Regions from separate parts of the Homo sapiens genome. Here region 1 is linked to region 2. Evidence: read pairs that join two places in POLR2A ChIA-PET (ENCODE). Cell type or tissue: PC-3. All regions are shown on one strand. Links, peaks and the distances in the headings refer to the core of each region. The heading gives the core; the rest is flanking DNA. Region 1 overlaps PLEKHG4B (pleckstrin homology and RhoGEF domain containing G4B). Region 2 holds the start of PLEKHG4B (pleckstrin homology and RhoGEF domain containing G4B).

Region 1 (9,751 bases), core at 1,677-6,676, 57 kb after region 2:
GACCAGGGACAGGGGGGTCCAGGGACAGGGACAGGGAGGGGACGGGGACAGAACCAGGGTGCCCTCTCCCATGCCCCACCTGCACTCCACGAAGCTAAACCCATTTCGCCCTTGCTGTCCCTGCTGAAGACGGAGGCAGAGGCTCCTATACTCACTGAGGAATCTCAAGTTTAGGGACACCAGGTGGCAGGTTGTGCCAGGAAAGACATCAGTCAGGGACAGCACTGGCAGAGCTCACCACACCATGGAGTCCTCCTTCCACTCCCCTTCCATGGTCCTCCCTCCTCTCCCCCTCCATGGTCCTCACTCCTCTCCCCACTTGGAGTCCTCCCTCCTCTCCCTACTTGCAGTCCTCCCTCCTCTCTCCCAACCTGTGGTCCTCCCTCCTCTCCCCCATTCTGCAGCCCTCCCTCCTCTTCCTTTCCATGGTACTTCTTTTTCTCCCCCTCCACTGTCCTCCCTCCTTTCCACCCCCACAGTCGTTCCACTTCTCCCACCCTGCCCCCCTCCCTCCTTTCCCACACCCTGTGACCCTCCCTCCTCCCCACCATAGTCCTCCATCCTCTCCTCCTCCATGGTCCTCCCTCCTCTCCACCCCCACAGTGGTTCCTCCTCTCTCACAAGCTGTAGCCCTCCATCCTCTCCCCACTATGGTCCTCCCTCCTCTTCCCTAACCCTGCAGCCATCTCTCCTCTTCACCCCTGCAATCCTCTCTCCTCCCCTCCACACAGTCCTCCCTCCTGTCCCCACTGTGGCCCTCCTTCCTCTTCCCCAACCTAAAGTCCTCCCTCCTCTTTCCCCTAAGGTCCTCCCTCCTCTCCTCCCCCAGAGTCCTCCCTCCTCTCCCCCAACCCTGCAGTTCTCCTTCCTCTTCCCTAACTCTGGAGTCCTCCCTCATCTCCCCCCTCCTCTCCTCCCCCACAGTCCTCCCTTCTCTCCCCTGACCCTGCGGCCCTCCCTTCCTCTCCCCTGGCCCTACAGTCCTCCCTCCTCTCTCTCCACCCTGCTGCCACCACTTCTCTCCCCCACACTTTCCCCCTTGCATCGAGCCTGCCTCCCCTTGCCTTAGAGTGAACCTGCCTCTTGTCCCCCTCCTCACTGTCAGTCCCGCCTGTGGTTTCTTCTTACTTTCGCAGTACGTGGCTCTTCTTAGAAAATGTCAGTGTCCTACCTGAGACTTGGAGGAGACAGGCTCAGTCATGACCCCCCTTACAGAGTGGGATCCACTCACATTGAGCCCTGCAGTGGCATCCTCCAGAACTCCCTGACAGGGTGGCTGGGCCAGCAGAAATTGGCTGGCCTGGGAGCAAGTGACAGGGACCTTGGGCTGGACAAGGGGCTGAGGTGACTCCCTGAGGTCAGGAAGGAGTCACTGGGAGGAGAGAGCACAGGCCGAGGTCCAGACAAGAAGTGCCATGAGTTGGGTTGCACCAGCTAGGCTAGACAGGAGTCCTCAGTGCACAGACACTGTCAGGAAAGCCTCAGGGAGGCCTGGAGCCAGGGGAGGCACTGATCAGAGAGGTTCTGAGAGATTCTCAAGGCCTCCAAGAAAGGAACATGAGGCCCTGCACCACAGCATGAGCATGAGCTGTCCCTGGTTGGGCACCTGGGCAGTGGTCTGTGCTTCACCTAGACAAAGAAATGACAGTCAAGGAACAGATGCTAGGGGAGGAAACAGAGCTGACCAGAGGTTACCTGGGCACAAGAGGAATCTGGAAGAGCGCACACCTGCTGAGCAAACCTAAGGCAGTGACATCAGGGTGGAAAAAAGAATACATATGCTTATTGTTAGTGTTCACCAAAAAAGGTTCACAGTGCGTTGCTCTAAAGCTCAGTTAGCTTCTCTAACACAAGGTAGATACAGTGTGAAGTGCCAAAACTCAGTTTCCATAAAACTTTTTACAAGCATGTAAGTTCCTTATTGACTTTTTCAAAAGAAATTCATGTAGGAAATGCATCCTAACTCATTCTATGATGCCAGCATTACCCTGATACTAAAGCCAGCCAAAGACACTAAAAGTAAAGAAAACTGTAGAGCAATATCCCTTATGAAGGTTGATGCCAAAATCATCAACAAAATACTAGCAAATCAAATTCAGTAGCAGGCTGAAAGGATTATACACCCTGACCAAGTACAGTTTGTTCCTGGAATGCAAGGATGGTTCGACACATGAAAACTGATCAGTGTAAACAGAATGAAGGGGGAAAAACACATGATCATCTCAATTGATGCCAAAAAAAAAGCATTTGACAAAATTCAACATCTTTCATGATGAAAGCACTCAATATACTAGAAATAGAAGGAAACTACCTCAACATAATAAAAGTTATATGAAAAATCTACAGCAAATATCATACTCAATGGCAAAAAAACTGAAATCTTCTCATCTAAAATCAGGAACAAGGCAATAATGCCCACTTCTATTCAACATATTACTGGAAGTTCTAGCTAGAGCAATTGGACAAGAAAAAGTGGGGGGTGGGGGAGAAGAGGCATCCAAACTGGAAAGGAAGAAGTAAAATTATCTCTATTCCCAGATGATGTGATCTTATATGCAGAAAACCCTAACAGTTCCACAAAAAAAAAAAAATAAATAAAAATAAGTTAATTCAGCAAAGTAGCAGGATGCAAAGTCAACACACAAATATCAGTCACACTTCTCTATGCTAACAGTGAGCAATCTGAAAAGGAAATTAAGAAAACAGTTCATTTACAATAGCATCAAAAAGAATAAAGTACTTAGGAATTAACCAAAGAAGTGAAAGACTTTTTCACTGAAAACTACAAGACAGCTGAAAGAAATTAAAGAAGACATAAATAGAAAGATATCTCATGTTCAAGGATTGGAAGACTTAATATTGTATTGAAATATCAATACTACACAAAGTGATGTATAGATTCAGTGCAATCCCTATCAAAATTAAGCTGTTGTTTCTTGCCGAAATAGGAAAACCTATCCTGAAATTCATAGGGAATCTCAAAGGACTCCAAATAGCCAAAACAATTGTAAAAAATAAAAACAAAGCTGGAGGACTCACAGTTCCTGATTTCAAAACTTAACAAAGCAACAGTAATCAAAAAAGTTTGGCACTGGCATTAAAACAGACGTATAGAACAATGGAATAGAGTAGAAAGCCATGAAACTAACAATCATATACATAAATGATTTTTGAAAAGGGTACCAAGACCATTCAATGGAGAAAGGACAGTCTTTTTTAACAAATGGTGCTTAAAAAACTAGATATTCACATGCAAAAGAATGAACTTAGATTCTTACCTAAACACCATATAAAAAATTAACTCAAATGGATCAAAAACCTAATTGTAAGACCTAAAACTATAAAACGTTTAGAAGACAACATAGGGCAAAAGTTTTCTAACATTGGATTTGGCAATGATTTATTAGATATAATATCAGAGGCACCAGCAACAAAAGAAAAAATGGACAAATCAGACTTTTCAAAAATTAAAAAATGTGCATCAAAAGACTACCAGACAGATGTGGTAGCTCATTCCTGTAATCCCAGCACTTTGGGAGGCTGAGGCAGGAGGATTGCTTGAGCCCAGGAGTTCAGGACCAGCCTGGGCAATATAGTAAGACTCTGTCTCTATGAAAAAAAAAAATTAGCTGAGCATGGTGGTGCATGTTTGTAGTCCTAGCTACTTAAGGGTCTGAGGTGGGAGGATCGCTTGAGCCCAGGAGGTCAAGGCTGCAGTGAGCCATGGTCATGCCACTGCACTCCAGTATGGATGACAGAGAGAGACCCCGTCTCAAAAAAAGTAAATAAGAAGACGCTATCAACAGAGTAAAAAGGCAGCCCACAGAATGGGGGGAAATTTTGGCAAATTATGTATCTGATAGGAGGTTAATATCCAGAATATATAGAGAACTCCTAAAATTCAACAACAACAAAAACCAAACTGCCCAATTCAAAAATGAACAAAAGACTTGAATAGACATTTCTCCAAAGAAGATATATATGTGGCTAATGAGCACATGAAAAGATGTTCAATGTCATTAATGATTAGAGAAATTCAAATCAAAACCTCAATTAAATACCACTTCCCCATCCATTAGGGTGGCTATTGTAAAAAAACAACAAGTGTTGGCAAAGATACGGAGAAACTGGAACCCTTGTGCACGGTTGATGGGAACAGTAAATAGTGACTCATTGTGGAAAACAATTTGGCAGTTCCTCAAAAAAGTAAATATAGGATTACCATATGATCCAACAATACTGTGTCTGGGTATATACCCAAGAAATTGAAAGCAGAGTTTCAGAGATTTATACAGCTGTGTTCATAGCAGCATTATCCATAACAGCTAAAACACAGAAGCAACCTTAGTGCCCATCAACAGATGAATGGATAAGCAAAATGTGGCCTATCTTTACGATGGAATATTATCCAGCCTTAAAAAGGAAGGAAATTCTGACATATGCCACAGCATGTATGAATCTTGAGAACATGCTGAGTGAAATAAGCCAATCACAAAAAGACAAACATTCCACTTCTATGAGTACTCAGAGTAGCCCAGATCCCAGAGACAGAAAGTTGAATTATGGTTGCCTGGTGCCAGGAGCAGGGGGTAATGGAGAGTTTTTCTTTTACGGGTGCAGGGTTTTGCTCTTACAAGATGAAAAGAGTTATGGAGACGAATGGTGGTGGTGGTTGCACTACGTTATGAATGTACCTAAGACTGCTGAACAGTACACTGAAAAATGATGATGATAGTGTTTCACCACAATGAAACAATTGAAAATGCACATCTGATAAAGGGCTTGTATATAGAATATATACGGTCTCAAAACTCAGTAATAAGAAAACAACCCAATAAAATATGGGAAAGGATTTGAGTACTCTTCACTGAAGATGATACACAGATGGCAAATAAGCACATAAAAATATGCCTAACGTCATTAATCACTGGGGAAATGCAACTGAAAACCAAAATGAAACACACAAAAACAGTAACAAAGCTTGACAGTAACAAATGCTTGGTATTGCTGATGGAAATGCAAAATGGTACAGCCACTCTGGAAAATACTTACTTATCACATGAGCCAGAAATCCCACTCCTAGATATTTATCCAAGAGAAATGAAAACTTGTGTTCACACAATATTTATAGTGACTTTACCCATGATTGCCAAAAACTGGAAACAACCCAGTTATCCTTCAGCTGGTGAATGGATGAACAGATTGTGGTGAGGCATACCGTGGAATACTGCTCAGCAAAACAGAGGAACAAACCGTTGATCTCCACAACAGGGATGAGTTCCCAATGCACAATGCTAAGTGAGAGAGGCCACTCCTGCCTGAGTCTATTTATGTCTAGAAAAGGCAAGTCGGTGGAGACGAAAGCAGGTCAGTGGTTGCCAGGGGCTGGGCATAGGAGAGGGCTTGGCTACGAAGAGGCACAAGAGAATTTTGGGGTTGCTTAACAGTTCTTTGTCTTGATGGTGGTGATGGTTACATGACTATGCTTTCATCAAAACTTATAGAACTATTCACTAAAAAGGGTGAATTTTATTGTATGTAAATTATACCTCGATAAACCTGATTACATTAAAAATTCATAAGGGCAAATAATTTACATTTCAGGGCAAAGTCAGCCATGTTTTATGCACTGTAGGCACTCTGGGAAACTATGACAGAAGTAGTACCACTCAAAATTGGGCAATTCTATTAATGAAGTTAAAAATTAGAAAGCTAATCAGTAATATTTATTTCTTATTTATTTCAGAACAACACATCTCCTATAATTCATAGTATCTTGCTGTTGGTAGATAAAGAATCTGCATTTAGGCCTGACAAGGATGCAATAATTCAGGTAATGGTTTAGACTGTGGGATCCTGAGTGATGGATAAAATTAAACATTAAGGCACCTAGATGAGATGAAACACATGAAGGAATTTAGATAAGTTCTAATTGCATCCATGTGGGAGCCTGGAAACCTACTTCCTACCCCGTAAGTTCTTGCAGGAGTCCTGCAGAGTATGCCATGAAAAACTTAAAAATGTGACCTTTCTTCTCCACCTCATATGGTTTCTTTCCTTCTCTTTCTTTGTATCTTCCTCTTTTATCTGAAAACATCTTCTTCATTTGGCCTCATTCTGAAAGGGTATTTTTGTTACATCTAGAATTCTGGTTTGAGAGGAGTTCTCCTTTTCCCCTCAGCACTTTAAAGATACTGCTCTGTTGCCTTCTGGCCTCCATAATTTTAGAAGAAAAGTTCATCATAATTCAGATCATTGTTCATCTCTATGAAGTGTGTTAATTTTCCTTTGGCTGTTTCCAAGGTACTTCCTTTCTTTTGAGCAAATCGCAATGCGAGCGGGCTTGGTTTTCTTCATTATCCAGTTTAGGCTTGAACGTTAAATTTGTGAATTCATGTCTATCACCACCTTTAGGACCTTTTTAGCCATTCTTTCTGTCTTTTTTTTTTTTTTTCCTTTCCTGAGACAGCATCTAGCTCTGTCACCCAGGTTGGAGTGTGGTTGTGCAATCAGAGCTTACTGTAATCTCAAACTCCTGGGCTCAAGAGATTCTCCCACCTCAGCCTCCTGAGTAACTGGGACTGAAGGTGTGCACCCCCATGCCAAGCTACTTTTTTTTTTTTTTTAAGAGACAGGTTCTTGCTATGTTGCCTAGGCTGGAATCGAAGTCCCGGCCTTAGGCAGTCCTCCCACCTTGGCCTCCCAAAGCTCTGGGATTGTAGGCCTGAGCCACAGTACCTGGCCTAGTTCTTAAAAACTTTTTTCCTGCTTTATTCTCTCTCTCTTTCTAGTACTTCAATTGCGTATACCAGTATTGTCCCGCAGATCTCTAAGAATCTGTCTTTTTTAACTTTTTTCCTCTCTAGTCTTCATATCAGGTTGTTCCCATTGATCCTGTCCTTAGGGTCACTGGCTCCTTACTCTGTCATCTCTTCAGCTGTTAAACTCACTAATGTGGCTTGGCTCTGTGTCCCCACACAAATCTCCTCTCAAATTTTAATCCCCACGTGTGGAGGGAGAGACCTGGTGGGAGGTGACTAGATCATGGGGGCAGATGCTGTTCTTCTGATAGTGAGTGAGTTCTCATGAGAGCTGATGGTTTTAAAGTGTGGCCCTTCCTTACTCTGTCTCTTGCCTGTACCATGTAAGATGTGTCTTGCTTCTCCTTTGCCTTCTGCCATGATTGTAAGTTTCCTAAGGCCTCCCCAGCCATGCAAAACTGTGAGTCAATTAAACCTCTTTCCTTTATAAATTACCCAGTCTCAGGTAGTATCTTTACAGCAGTGTGAAAACAGACTAATACATTTACCCAGTGAATGTTTTAGTTCAAATATTGTATTTTTCAGCTATAAGATTTCCAATGGATTTTAAAATATATTTTCTACATCTCTCCTGAGTTTTCCTCTCCTTTCATAAATTGCAAGCATTTTTCCTTTACCTCATTGAGCACAGTTTTAATGGCTGCTTTGAAGTCCTTGTCTAATAATTCCAACATCTGGGTCATCTCTGGGTTGGCCTCTGCTGATTGTCTTTCCCTGGAGAATAGGTCCCATTTTCTGATTCATGATGTGTCACATAATCCTGGACATTGTGAATATTCTGCTGGGGAGACTGGATTCTGGTATAGACTCACAGTGTTGTTCTAGTGTGCACGTAACGTGGTTAGACTCCAACCGGCAGCTCTGTGTCACCCACAGTGGGTTCAGTTTAATTCTGAGTCTTCCCCCATGTATGCACGGTTCAGGGTCAGCCAGAGACCTGGGCAGAGTTTACACACATACCGCGGGGCTTCTTCCACAGCTGCCGCCTTCTGGGAATCCACTTTCACTTTCCAGTGGTGTGGCCACCCCACCCCGTCCTCTGTTTCTTCTTTCTTCAGGCAAGAAAGATGCCCATTTTCTTATTGTTTTTATATTTTATTTATGTTTTTATTTTTTGAGACAAGATCAAGCTGTATTGCTGAGACTGGAGTGCAGTGGTGTGATCACGGCTGCTTGCAGCCTTGACCTCCCCAGGCTTAGGTGATCCTCCCACCTCAGCCTCCTCAGTAGCTGGATCTACAGGTATGCACTAGCACGCTCCACTAATTTTTGTATTTTGTTTTGTACAGATGGGGGTTTTGTCCTATTGCACAGGCTGGTCTTGAACTCTTGGGCTCAAGTGATCCACCTGCCTTGGCCTCCCAAAGTGCTGGGATCACAGGTGTCAGCCACCACACCGGCCAGATGCCCCTCTCGTTTCCTTTATTTTTTTTTTGAGACAGAGTCTCGTTCTATGTCGCCAGGCTGGAGTGCAGTGGCATGATCTCGGCCCACAGCAACCTCCACCTCCTGGGTTCAAGCAATTCTCCTGCCTCAGCCTCCTGAGTAGCTGGGACCACAGGTGCACACCACCATGCCCAGCTAATTTTTGCATTTTTAGTAGAGACGGGGTTTTACCGTGTTGGCCAGGATATCCTCGATCTCCTGACCTCATTATCCGCCTGCCTCGGCCTCCCAAAGTGCTTGGATTACAGGCATGAGCCACCGTGCCCAGCCCCTTCCCTTTCTTTTTCTTTTTCTTTTTTTTACAAAGCCACCTGCTGTCAAAAGGATGCCTGTTTTCTGTTGGAGCTCAGCCACTCCCACACGCGGGCAGCGGCCCTGAGGACGGAGCCACTGTGGGAACTCGCCCCTGCTGGCCCCGCATGCATCAGGTGCCCCAACAATGAGCCTGACTTGGCTCGGCTGCCAGGGCTTTCAGGAAACTCTCCTTATATTTTGTCCAGAGTTTGTGGGTTTTATCTGAGAAGGGCCACCTCTGCCACACCAGAAGGAGAAGAGCCTTGACTCATTCTTTCCCTTTTCCTTCCTCCCTTTTTTTTTTTTTTTTTTTTGGTTTTTCTTCACTGAGGCCTTTCCTTCACTTGTCTTAGCTCCCTTCTTTCCCGTCTTCTCGCTTTCATTACTGCACCCAGACCCGTGCTATTATCAGTGCTTCCAGCAAAGCAGGGGCGATACTCCTTGAGCCAGCCTCTCCATCCTCTGAACCCAGGAATGAGCCATTTACAGTGTTTGCCCCCAAGAGATGCATCTGGAGCCATGACCAACGAGTGCCTCTTCTTGGCAGTGTGAGGTCGTGAGCTCCCTGAAGGCCGTGCACAAATTTGTTGACAGCTGCCAGCTGACCGCAGACCTCGACGGCTCCTTTCCCTACAGCCATGGTGACTGGATCTGCTTCCGTCAGGTAGGTTCAGCCTGCAGCTGCTGCACATGCGACAGTCTCTGGGGACTTTCTGTTATGTGGTTGTTTTTACTAGAATTTGAAAAGGGCATCACCGTCCCTGATCTGATGCTTGTTACAGTCGCCGTTCAGGTCTTCGTGTCTACACAACCACGCCGTGGTGCATCTGAGAATGCCGAGCCCGGGTGGGAAGGGCACTGCCGCCCCGGAAGTGTCTGTAGATCTCAGGGATCTTCACATATGGAAGCTTCCCAACCCGAGATCGGTCTAAATGCAGAAACTGGAACTCACAGCTGCTTACTTTAGCATTTAACAGACTGTGTTCTTATAATCTCCTCCCTCTCAACTCACAACAGAGGCTGGAACACTTCGCTGCAAACTGTGAAGAAGCCATCATTTTCCTACAGAATTCATTCTGCTCCCTGAACACCCACAGAACCCCAAGAACAGCCCAGGTGAGTCCTCAGACTTGCAGGTAAGTTCATTTCATGTGACAGGTAGGTGGGGGCATAAAGGTTAGCCAAACTTG
Region 2 (9,751 bases), core at 2,990-7,989:
GCACCCTTGCCAAAAATCATTTGACTGTCTATGTTAAGCATTTATTTCCAGGCTCTCTTTTCTATTCTGTTGGTCTGTCCTGATGGTAGTACTGTACTGTTTTAATTACTGTAGCTTTGGGGTACATTTCAAATTCAGGAAGTATGTATGAGTCTTCTAATTTTGTTATTCTTTTTCCAAGATTGTTTTTGCTATTTGGGGCCCCTTGCAATTCCACGTGAATTTGGGGACCTGCTTTTTCATTTCTGCAAAAAAAAAAGCCATTGCAATGTTGACAGAGATTGCATTGAATCTGTAGATCATTTTGATGAGTATTTACGTCCTAGCAATGTTGTCTTTCTATCTATGAACATGACATTGGCTTTCCATATATTTGTTTCTTGAACTTCTTCCTCAATATTTTGTAGTTTTTAGCATACAAATCTTTCACTTCCTTGGTTAAACTTATTTCTAGGTATTTAATTCTTTTGGATGCTATTGTAAATAGAATTGCTTTCTTAATTTCCTTTTCATATTGTTCATTGCTGTTGTATAGAAATACAAATACCGATTTTCACATGTTAATCTTGTACCCTGTAACTGTTGAATTTTTGTATTAGCTCTAGTAGCTTTTTGTGTATTCTTTGGAATTTTCTCTATATAGGAACATGTTACCTGTGAATAGAGTTTTACCTCATCCTTTTCAATTTGAAAGTCTTTCATTTATTTATTTTTTGTTGGTTGTCTCTGTTGCTGTCGCTGGAACTTGCAGCAGAGTGTTGACTAGACATGGCAGCAGTGGGCACTTGTCTTCTTCCTGATCTTGGGGAAAATGTTCAGTCTTGCCATTGAGTATGATGTTAGCTGTGGGTTTTTCATAAATACTTTGTATTACTTGAGGAATTTTCTCCCATCCTTGTTTTCCAAGAACTTTTTTTCTGAAAGGGTATTGCATTTTCAGAAGCCCTTTCTGCATCGATTGAGATGATCGTGTGGGTTTTCTCCCTTCGTGCTGCTACTGCAGTGCACGACATTGACTGATTTTCTTATATTGAACCACCCCTGTGTTCTTGGGATAAATCCCACTCGGTCATGGTGAATAGTCCTTTTAACATACTATTCCCTGACTTTCTTTTGAGGCTTTTTGCATCTGTAGTCATAAGGGATATTGGTGTGTAGTTTTTCTTTACTCACAATGTCTTCATCTGGCTTTGGTATCTGAGAAGGGCTGGCCTCCTACCATATGTTAGGAAGCGGTCCCTCCATTCCAGTTTTTAAAAAGAGTTTGTGAAAGAGATCTATCTACTCTTGTGACTTCTAAGCATGGACACATTTCCTGGCCCAGTCCTGGTTCCTCCTCCCCTCTGTCCACACACTTAGTTCCACCTGTCTAGACACAACTGTGTGGTAGATGGTTCTAGAACCACATCTCTAACCCAACCGCTACTCCAAGCACCAAACTCATACAGCAGTCAGTCCACTCAGTATGTTCAATAGGCATCTCAATCTTAATATGGCATTTCCCCCCAGACATGCTTCTCCAGTCTCTCCCATCTCAGTCAGTGGAAACACCTTCCACCTGCTGGTCAGGCCCCAAATCCTTGAATTGCTGTGTTGGTGCTGACTCGTGACTGCAGACAGCAGAATCCGCTATAGCTAATTTAAGCAGTGAGGATATGTGTGAAGCCATTGGGTAGATCATAGCATCCATGGGAGAGTCAGGAAACCAGAACAGCGAGAAACAACCACAACCCTGGAGAAACACCCAGCCACGCTGTAGGACTGTGTTAGGGAAACCCCCCTCCCCGTCCCCTGCTGCTCAGCACCAACAATGCCAGGGACGGGACCCAGAAGAACCAAACACCTCAACATCCATCTGCTGTGTCCAGCCCGATTCCTGTGTTCCTTCCACATCTCATGTGGTGCATCTCCTGGCAAAACCGGGCACATCTGCACACCAGCTGCAAGGGATCCCGGAGCGTGGCATTATGGCCTCCAGCTTCTGCACACTGGAGGGCACACCCCGGGGGGGGGGGGCGGTGGCAGGGTCACTAATTCAGTGTCTGCCTCTGTGCTCTTTGGGTTCTGTCTCCGCAGCCAGCTTTTCAGCAGTCCTGCCCCCTCTGCCTTTACAGGTCCTGCTTTGACCATTTCCCATGACCTCTGTCACTCCCCTGGAACCCAACCTCATCACTTTCACCAAGATCAGGCATCCACTTCCTGATCTCCTGCCTCCGCCTGCTGAGCTCTCTGAAATGTAAGTCGGAACAGGTCGCTTCCTTTCTAACTCCATCCCCTCTGAGTGTCCCCACTTTCGCTGTGTTTGTGAGCTCACCAGATCTGCCCCCCCCCCACCCCATAGGGCCTTTGCACAGGTGGCTCCTTTGCCTTCAAGTCCCAGGTAGCTTCCTCTCAGTGTCTGCTCAGCCTGCCCCATCAGAGAGGCCTTCCTTGACCGGATTTGTGTTCTGTCCACTGGTTTATTTCCCTCCACTGGAATGTCAGCTTCCCAGAGATGGGGGCTGTGCTGTGACTACCAGTAGTAGTTGATCAGTAAGTACTTTTTGAATAAACCAAGCTATGTTAATAGTCCATGTTTTGGAAAAACTCCCTAGAAAACATCCCTAATTCCATGGATCCATGGCAAAGAAAGAACCAGATCTGTAGAAACGGGCTGGAGAAGCTCACAAAGGACTCCTGGGCTGAGAAAGCCCCACACGGTCCCACTTTCTTTCTGTATAGTGGAGGTGTGGCAGGGGTGAGCTCCTACCACGGGCCCCAAAGTCTCCAGTAAGAGTGAGATTCCGGGCTGCACCCTGACCAGGCGCCACTGGGTCACTGCTGACCGTCCTGGAGGTGCTGAACAGGGATGAAGCCGTTTATTCTGGAGGCATGCCAGCATTCTTGGGTCCTGCTCTGGCAGGAGCTGTGGGGCCACACAGGCTTAGAAAGGTGGCTCCCATCCTGGACAGCACCGTGGGCAGTACTGTCACGAGGACGGGCTGGGAGGAGGGTGTGGCAGGGGTGTTGGGGGCCTCAGGTAGGGGCCAGCACAGAGGGACACCCAGATACCCAGCACAGAGGGCAGGAACAGGTCAGCTCCCTGCCTGGGCTCAGGGATGGGGCTGGAGGTTCTAGGAAGCAGAGCAAGTAAGCAGGACAGGGAACAGTGAGAACACAGGTGTAGATGGAGAATCAAGGCGGGGCGCAGCCAGGGATTCCAGGGAGGAGTAGACAGAAACTCAAGGGAGGGAGGCCTCGAGGGGATCCCAGGGAGGTGTGGACAGGGATTCTAGGAAGGAGTAGACAGAGACTCAAGGAGGCCTCGACGGAGATCCCAGGGAGACTGACTGCCTGCTGCATAGGAGGGAGGCTCCCAGCTGTGTCCCTGAGCTGCATAGGAGGGAGGCTCCCAGCTGTGTCCCTGAGCTTCATCCACTCTGTAACCTGTGACAAAACGGAGCATTATCTGTCAATGAGCACATCTGTGCCGCAGTTTTTGGGATGGTGCCAGGGTAGGGGTGAGGGACAAGTTGAGGGGACAGGTTGAGGTGGGGTCCCTGTGAGGCCCTCCTGGACGGAGTGGACCTTATGAGACACTCCCTAGCTGAATTCCCAGCAGGAAGCTGGTGCCCAGAGCACCCTGGACTAACGGGCGGGAGAGGGACTTTGTTTTGGGAGGCTCTTTGTAGATCAAGGCATTAAAATTGCACCTTTGGGGAAAGCATGTTCCAGAGCACCAGACACCCCGAGGCACCCTGAGTTGTGGGGGGGGAGGGTGATGGAATTTGGGGCCCTCGCTGAAGCCCTTCATTATCCAAGCCAGGCGCGGGGTGGCACGTAGTTCCCACAGCGGCCCCTGGACGGAGGAGAGGGCCTGGGCCGTCCACACCTGCAGAAATCTGGAGCTGGTCCGCCTAGACCAGGGGAAATCGGGGTCCCGTCCGGGTACACTGGCAGAACTCAGGGGTCAGATCCTCTGCCCTGGAGCATTCAGATTTGTGCCTCTACGTTATGGAAACCAGGGGCCCGTCCGGGTGCAACGTGGCATCCACAAAATGGCAGGTCCCCGAGCTCCGGGCTCCGAGAGAACAAAAGCAGAAGCCACTGCCGCCCGCGCTCGGGGAGGAGCCGCCCAGGTGGGCGCGTCCGGGGCTAGGCGGGAGCTGCGCAGCCGGGTCCAGGGGAGACGCCCCGCCCCGGCCGGACCCTCGGAGCCTCCTAGGGGAGACCCCGGCCCCGCCCCTCTCTCGCCCGGATCGGGCGGGGCCCCGGGAACGCGCGCGGCGAAGGCGGCCTCGGCCCAGTGCACAGCGGGACCAGGCAGAGTTCGGGGAAAGCGTCGGAGTTCGGGAGACCAGGGTCCAGCATGGGTTTCAGCACAGCAGACGGCGGGGGCGGCCCAGGCGCCCGGGTAAGAGGGGGCACGGGGACTGCGGCGGGTGGGGGCGCGAGCGGACGCGGGAGTAGGGGCGGGTGGGGGCGCGGGGGTAGGGGCGGGGTGGGGGGGGGCGCCGGAGTAGGGGCGGGTGGGGGCGCGGGGGTAGGGGTGGGGTGGGGGCGCGAGCGGACGCGGGAGTAGGGGCGGGTGGGGGCGCCGGGGTAGGGGCGGGTGGGGGCGCGGGGGTAGGGGCGGGGTGAAGGCGCGAGCATCAAGGCGGGCGGGCGCGGGGACTGGGGTGGGAGGGGGCGCGGGTACCCAGACGTGCTGGGGGTCCTGGCGTGGGTCCTGGGACCTGCCGGCGGCTGCTGCGGGAACGGGAGGGAGCTTCTTCAGGCACCCTTTTCCTTGTAACCTCGTGAATACTCGGGAGAAGAAATAACGCTTTCTGGACAGATTTGCCCTCTCGGTGCCTGAAGGGGAGCCAGGGGAGGGGAGTCTGAAATCTCATCGCCAAAACTGAGAGTTGCTAAGTTACTCTTCAGCTCAAACCGGTGGGACAGAACAGTGATCTGTGGTGGCCCGGAACAAAGAGAATTTTTACTTAAAAATACCAAGATTGACTTTTGTGTTGGAGTGCTAGTTGATTTGAGTAAGAAACATTTGCTAGTAAAACAAGACAGTTATTTCAGCTTTGGTGAAAGAGTGATAAAGCTGTTTTCAGGTTTTTCATGTGAGTTGCAAAAAGTATATTGGGTTTGCCTTTCCCTGTTTCGTGTGAAACTAAAGAGTGGTTGAGGTGAGGTAATTACACTCTACTCCTGTTACCCAACAGCACTTTTGCCTAAAAAGTTTAGTTGGTACGTCTAGGTGTCTAATTAAGAATTGAAACATATAATTTAAAAATTAAGTTAAATGTCATTGAAACGGTGCATAATTGATACTTTTGACTGAGCCTTAGGCAGCTGGGTGGGTCCTGAATCAAGATTCCTGGGAAGGTAGGTTTCTCAGCTTCCCGAAGAGATTTAATGTAAATCTTCATGTAATGTGGACAAAGGTGAGTTTTAGCTTTCAATTTCCCTGAGCCTGCCTCGAATTCACAAAATTCCAGGCTCTCTGGGTCAGAAGGAACTTCGGAGATCTTGAGGAGGCCGCCGTCTCCGAGATTCTGTGATATATTCAGCATTTCCATTCCCTATGGGATCACAACCCACTGGGAAGCAGTGTTTGGTGACCCCCCCACCGAGAAGTGGGTTCATATTCCTGCTTCTGAGGAGATACCAGGTTTTTATTTCACTGTGCGGCATCCGGTGTGCAAATGCAGATGTGGCCTGGGCTGGGAGCACACAGGCTTGACCCCGCAGGCAGCCGGTAGGCCAGGGTGTCAGGTCCCCTGTGTTAGCCGGAGCCTTCTCATCTTTTATCCTGGTAGAGGGGCGCTGCTGGCCTTTCTGGGGGGTGGGTCTAGTCTGAAATCACCTTTGTGGGATCTGTGGCACTGGCTAGCTCTCAAGCTGGCCGGTGGTCTCAAAGGAATTCTTCGTTACTTGTAAAGTAGCCCAGAAATGCTGGGCTGAGGAAGTAATTTGCCCCAAGGCTCCCTGAGACCTGTATTCACAGGTTGTATCATCCAGCCAAACACAGGAGGCCCCAGATCCCCAGATCTCAGAGATTTTTGTGGGAAATCATCTGAGTCTAGCTCAGACACCACTGCCTCCCTCCTTCCAAACAGAATGAGTTTGTCCTCTCTTTGCGTTTGAACAAAAGTCAGGCCATCTAGAGCCTCCTAACTCTCACCTCAGACCTCCAAGGTGGGGCTACTCATTCTATAGATAGTGGAAATTGAGGCTTCAACACCTGCCCAGCATCTCACTGCCAAGAAGCAGCAAAGCTAGGTTTGAGCCAAACTCAAGGTCCTGGTTCTCCTTCTCCCCTCAAGGGCCCTGAAATTTTGGTGCCTCTCCTGGCTGATACAGCATCAGTGCTTCTGTGCCCTGCGGCAGCGGTTCTGTTCCCCACCTGGGTCGCCCCACACCTGGCAGGGCAGGTGCTCCCTGTGGACAGGCCAGTGCTGTTGGGTCCAGCCAAGACCTCAGGTGCCACGTGTGTGGTGAGGGGCTCCCTTCTTCCACCATGCTGTTGAAGACAGAGCCTCAGACTTTGTCTGACCCGAGACCCCAACGTGCTTCTGAGCAGGGGGAGAGTGAAGAGGGGTAGGCTGGGATGAGTGGGTGGCGGGGCTGGAGGGGGTTGAGAGGTGGCAGGTTCCATCCTGAAAGTGTTGGTTCTGGGCCTGGGAATCTGGGCAGGGGGAGAGTGAAGAGGGGTAGGCTGGGATGAGTGGCTGGCGGGGCTGGAGGGGGTTGAGAGGTGGCAGGTTCCATCCTGAAGGTGTTGGTCCTGGGCCTGGGAATCTGGACTCTGGTAAGCAGAAGGCACCCAACATTTCCCTTTACCTTATGGGGGGCTCTCGGGGAGGTGTCTGTGAAGTGGGTAACAGGCTCCAGACCCCGATCTTTTGTCCAAAGAACAGGCCTGGAATCTTGGAAACCAGCACATCCACCCTCCATGAGCTGTTGTCCTTCGGGCCAGTAGCTCAGCCTCTCTGAGCTTCAGTCTGTTCATTGTTTACAGGAATCATCTGTGCCTCACCTACCTCTCCGAGTACCCTAGAGTCAAACTTGAAAAGAGATGTACACAAGCTTTTAACAAGGAAACACAGTTGCATTCTTCACTTATGTTACTGTCCTTTAACAGAATGTTCCTAAATTGAAAGCTGCCTATGTCGTTGTGATATCTGGGACACTTTTCTGGGCCGCAGTTCACACCTGGGCCCAGGTTCTCAAAGACAAAGCTTTTGAATTCTTTTTGATTGATCTTACAAAATTTCCCCTGACAGAAAATCACATTGTGCAAAAGAGATACTTTGTGGTGAATTTGAATTTCTTTTACATGTTAAAACTGCTTACCTTTCTGAGGCTGACACAGCCTGGACGTGGGTTCTGCACTGGAGTCGTTACGTCAGCCAGGTAACAAGAATATGCCTCCCCTGGAGAAGCTGAGCCTGCCCACATCCACCCTGTGCCCGCCCACATCCACCCTGTGCCCCTCAACTCTGGTACGCCTCACCTAGAGAGGGCTTTCTGGGTCACCCTGCCTTCATCATCAGCCCAAAGCCTCTCCGGCCCTGGGGAGGGTCTGCATACGATGGTCAGAGCCGACTTCGCCATGCCCTGTCTCTTGCCAGATCTCGTTTACCCGGGCAGCACTGCCAGTTGCTTCATTCCCCGGCTTCTGTAGTGCTCAGCAATCTGTCCTTCCTCTCTGGTAAAGCCCAGATTCCCTCCCTTCCCAGCCTTATTCTAAGACAAATTTGCCTTTGGTGGCTATGCAGATGGGCAGAGCCTGCCCTGTGGGACTCTCCTTCCGGGCTTGCCACCTGAACATCATTCCTGAGATTGTCAAGAATAAAAATGACCCTCCCCTCCAGTGTCTAGTGGAGGGAATGACCCACCTCTAGTGTCCAATGGAGGGGACTACCAACCCTTCTAGTGTCTAGTGGAGGGGACCACCAACCCCTCTGGTGTCTGCTGGAGGGGGATGACCCACCTCTCTAGTGTCCATTGGAGGAGACCACCCACCTCTTCAGTGTCTGCTGGTGGTGATGACCCCACTCCTCAAGGTCTAGTGCAGGAGGTATAGTTTGGTGGAAACTTTTGCCTGAAGTTCTCACTTGCCTTCAGGTAGTGACATACTTCCCTGCATTCACTGGGACATCGGGGGATTGGAATGAGTTTCTGAAAGCTCTTGATCCCTAACTTTTGGTATAATAGACTGAGACAAAGGACATTTGGTGTGGGTGGTGGTGTTACAGTGGTTTGGGATTCAGGCTGTGCACACACTGGCCCAGGTCAACTTTTGGTTTTCCCAGTGAGAGGGAGGGGAAGGCCCTGGTCCTCACCTTAATCACCTTTAGTCTTGAGTGATAATAGCTTTGCAGTGTACTTTGCAGTGTGTGGAGCACAGGAACTGCTCAATAAATGTTAGCTATCATTCTATGATTCTGAAATGAGAGAGATGGAGATTTTTCTAGAAGTAAGGAAAAAAGAATGAGTTCCAATTTTTTGTCAAATTTCTTAGGGAAAAATATTCAATGAAATTATTTTCAAGTTGTTTATACTCAAAGATATCACCAAGAAATAGGAATTACAACTGTAATATGTAGGATTTTAGCAAAACAATCATGTAATATTTTAAAGAAGTGTTTTGTAGAAGTGCCCAAATTATTAGGCAGTGAACCCTTCTGAGTTCAAGGGTTCCTGAGTTTTCTTTATGGATTGTTGAGAAAGATTAAAGAAGACCTCACTGGAACAAGCATTTAGTCAGTCTGTAGGACCACATTGGGCATAGGAGTGAATATTCATGTGTCTGGAGGCTGGAGCATTCCATGGCAGCAACCCAGAGAATCACAGTGACCACTCATGCCTCCAAGACAAAGATACCTTCTCCCCAAAAGACAGTATTTAAAAAGAAAAGCATAGGGAAGGGGGTTGTTTGGGAAAGTTTACAGCTAGGGTGGGAGTAATAAATACAAGGAGAGCAACAGTTCCAACAAATGAGAAAAAAAAATTAGCACAATTTCCACAAGGTACTAGGACTAACTTTCTGAAAAGAATTTAGCAAAGTGAAATTTACATAACGTAAAATCAACCATTTTAAAGTAAACAGTTCAGTGGCGGTCAGTACATTCACAATGTTAGGCAACCACCACCTCTTTCTAGCTCCAGACCATTTTCCTTATTCCAAAGTCAAACCCCTTACCTGTCATTCAGGCTCCAGATGATTTTCCTCATTCCAAAGTCAAAACCCCTTACCTGTCATTCAGGCTTCAGATCGTTTTCCTCATTCCAAAGTCAAAACCCCTTACCTGCCATTCAGGCTCCAGATCGTTTTCCTCATTCCAAAGTCCAAACCCCTTACCTGCCATTCAGGCTCCAGATGATTTTCCTCATTCCGAAGTCAAAACCCCTTACCTGTCATTCAGGCTCCAGATCGTTTTCCTCATTCCAAAGTCAAAACCCCTTACCTGTCATTCAGGCTCCAGATCGTTTTCCTCATTCCGAAGTCAAAACCCCTTACCTGTCATTCAGGCTCCAGATCGTTTTCCTCATTCCAAAGTCAAAACCCCTTACCTATCAAGCTGTTTGTCCACATTCCGTCCTCCCCAGCCCCAGGCAACTCATCTGCTTTCTGTCTCTATGGATTTATCTATTCCGGACATTTCATATCAACGGAATCGCACAATATATAGGGTTGTGTGTCTGGTTTCTTTCACTTAGCACGACGTTTGTGAACCTCATCTGTTGCACCATGTGTCGGTATTTCGTATCT

The links. Peaks named below come from ENCODE experiments on the same cell type or tissue, not always from the same donor. Only the 100,000 strongest peaks of a DNase experiment are listed, where the experiment ranks them.
Region 1: POLR2A ChIA-PET joins it to region 2 with 5 read pairs; 3 of 35 experiments call an interaction of 5 or more read pairs at or near these places.

What each region holds. Positions count from the first base shown.
Region 1 is chr5:145,767-155,517 of GRCh38, forward strand. It overlaps PLEKHG4B (pleckstrin homology and RhoGEF domain containing G4B), which reads left to right. Exons shown (of 20, transcript NM_052909.5): 7 at 5,747-5,833; 8 at 9,109-9,225; 9 at 9,579-9,677. Among named protein-coding and RNA genes, the nearest start is that of LRRC14B, 41 kb to the right of the region's middle. In PC-3, for the core only: no CTCF peak of the experiment used is centred there; DNase peaks (open chromatin) are centred at 4,175 and 4,505; H3K4me3 peaks cover 1,024 bases; H3K27ac peaks cover 2,690 bases.
Region 2 is chr5:87,884-97,634 of GRCh38, forward strand. It overlaps PLEKHG4B (pleckstrin homology and RhoGEF domain containing G4B), which reads left to right and starts at 4,285. Exons shown (of 20, transcript NM_052909.5): 1 at 4,285-4,393. The coding sequence starts at 4,349. RefSeq lists an enhancer at 2,485-3,324. In PC-3, for the core only: no CTCF peak of the experiment used is centred there; no DNase peak of the experiment used is centred there; H3K27me3 peaks cover 3,224 bases.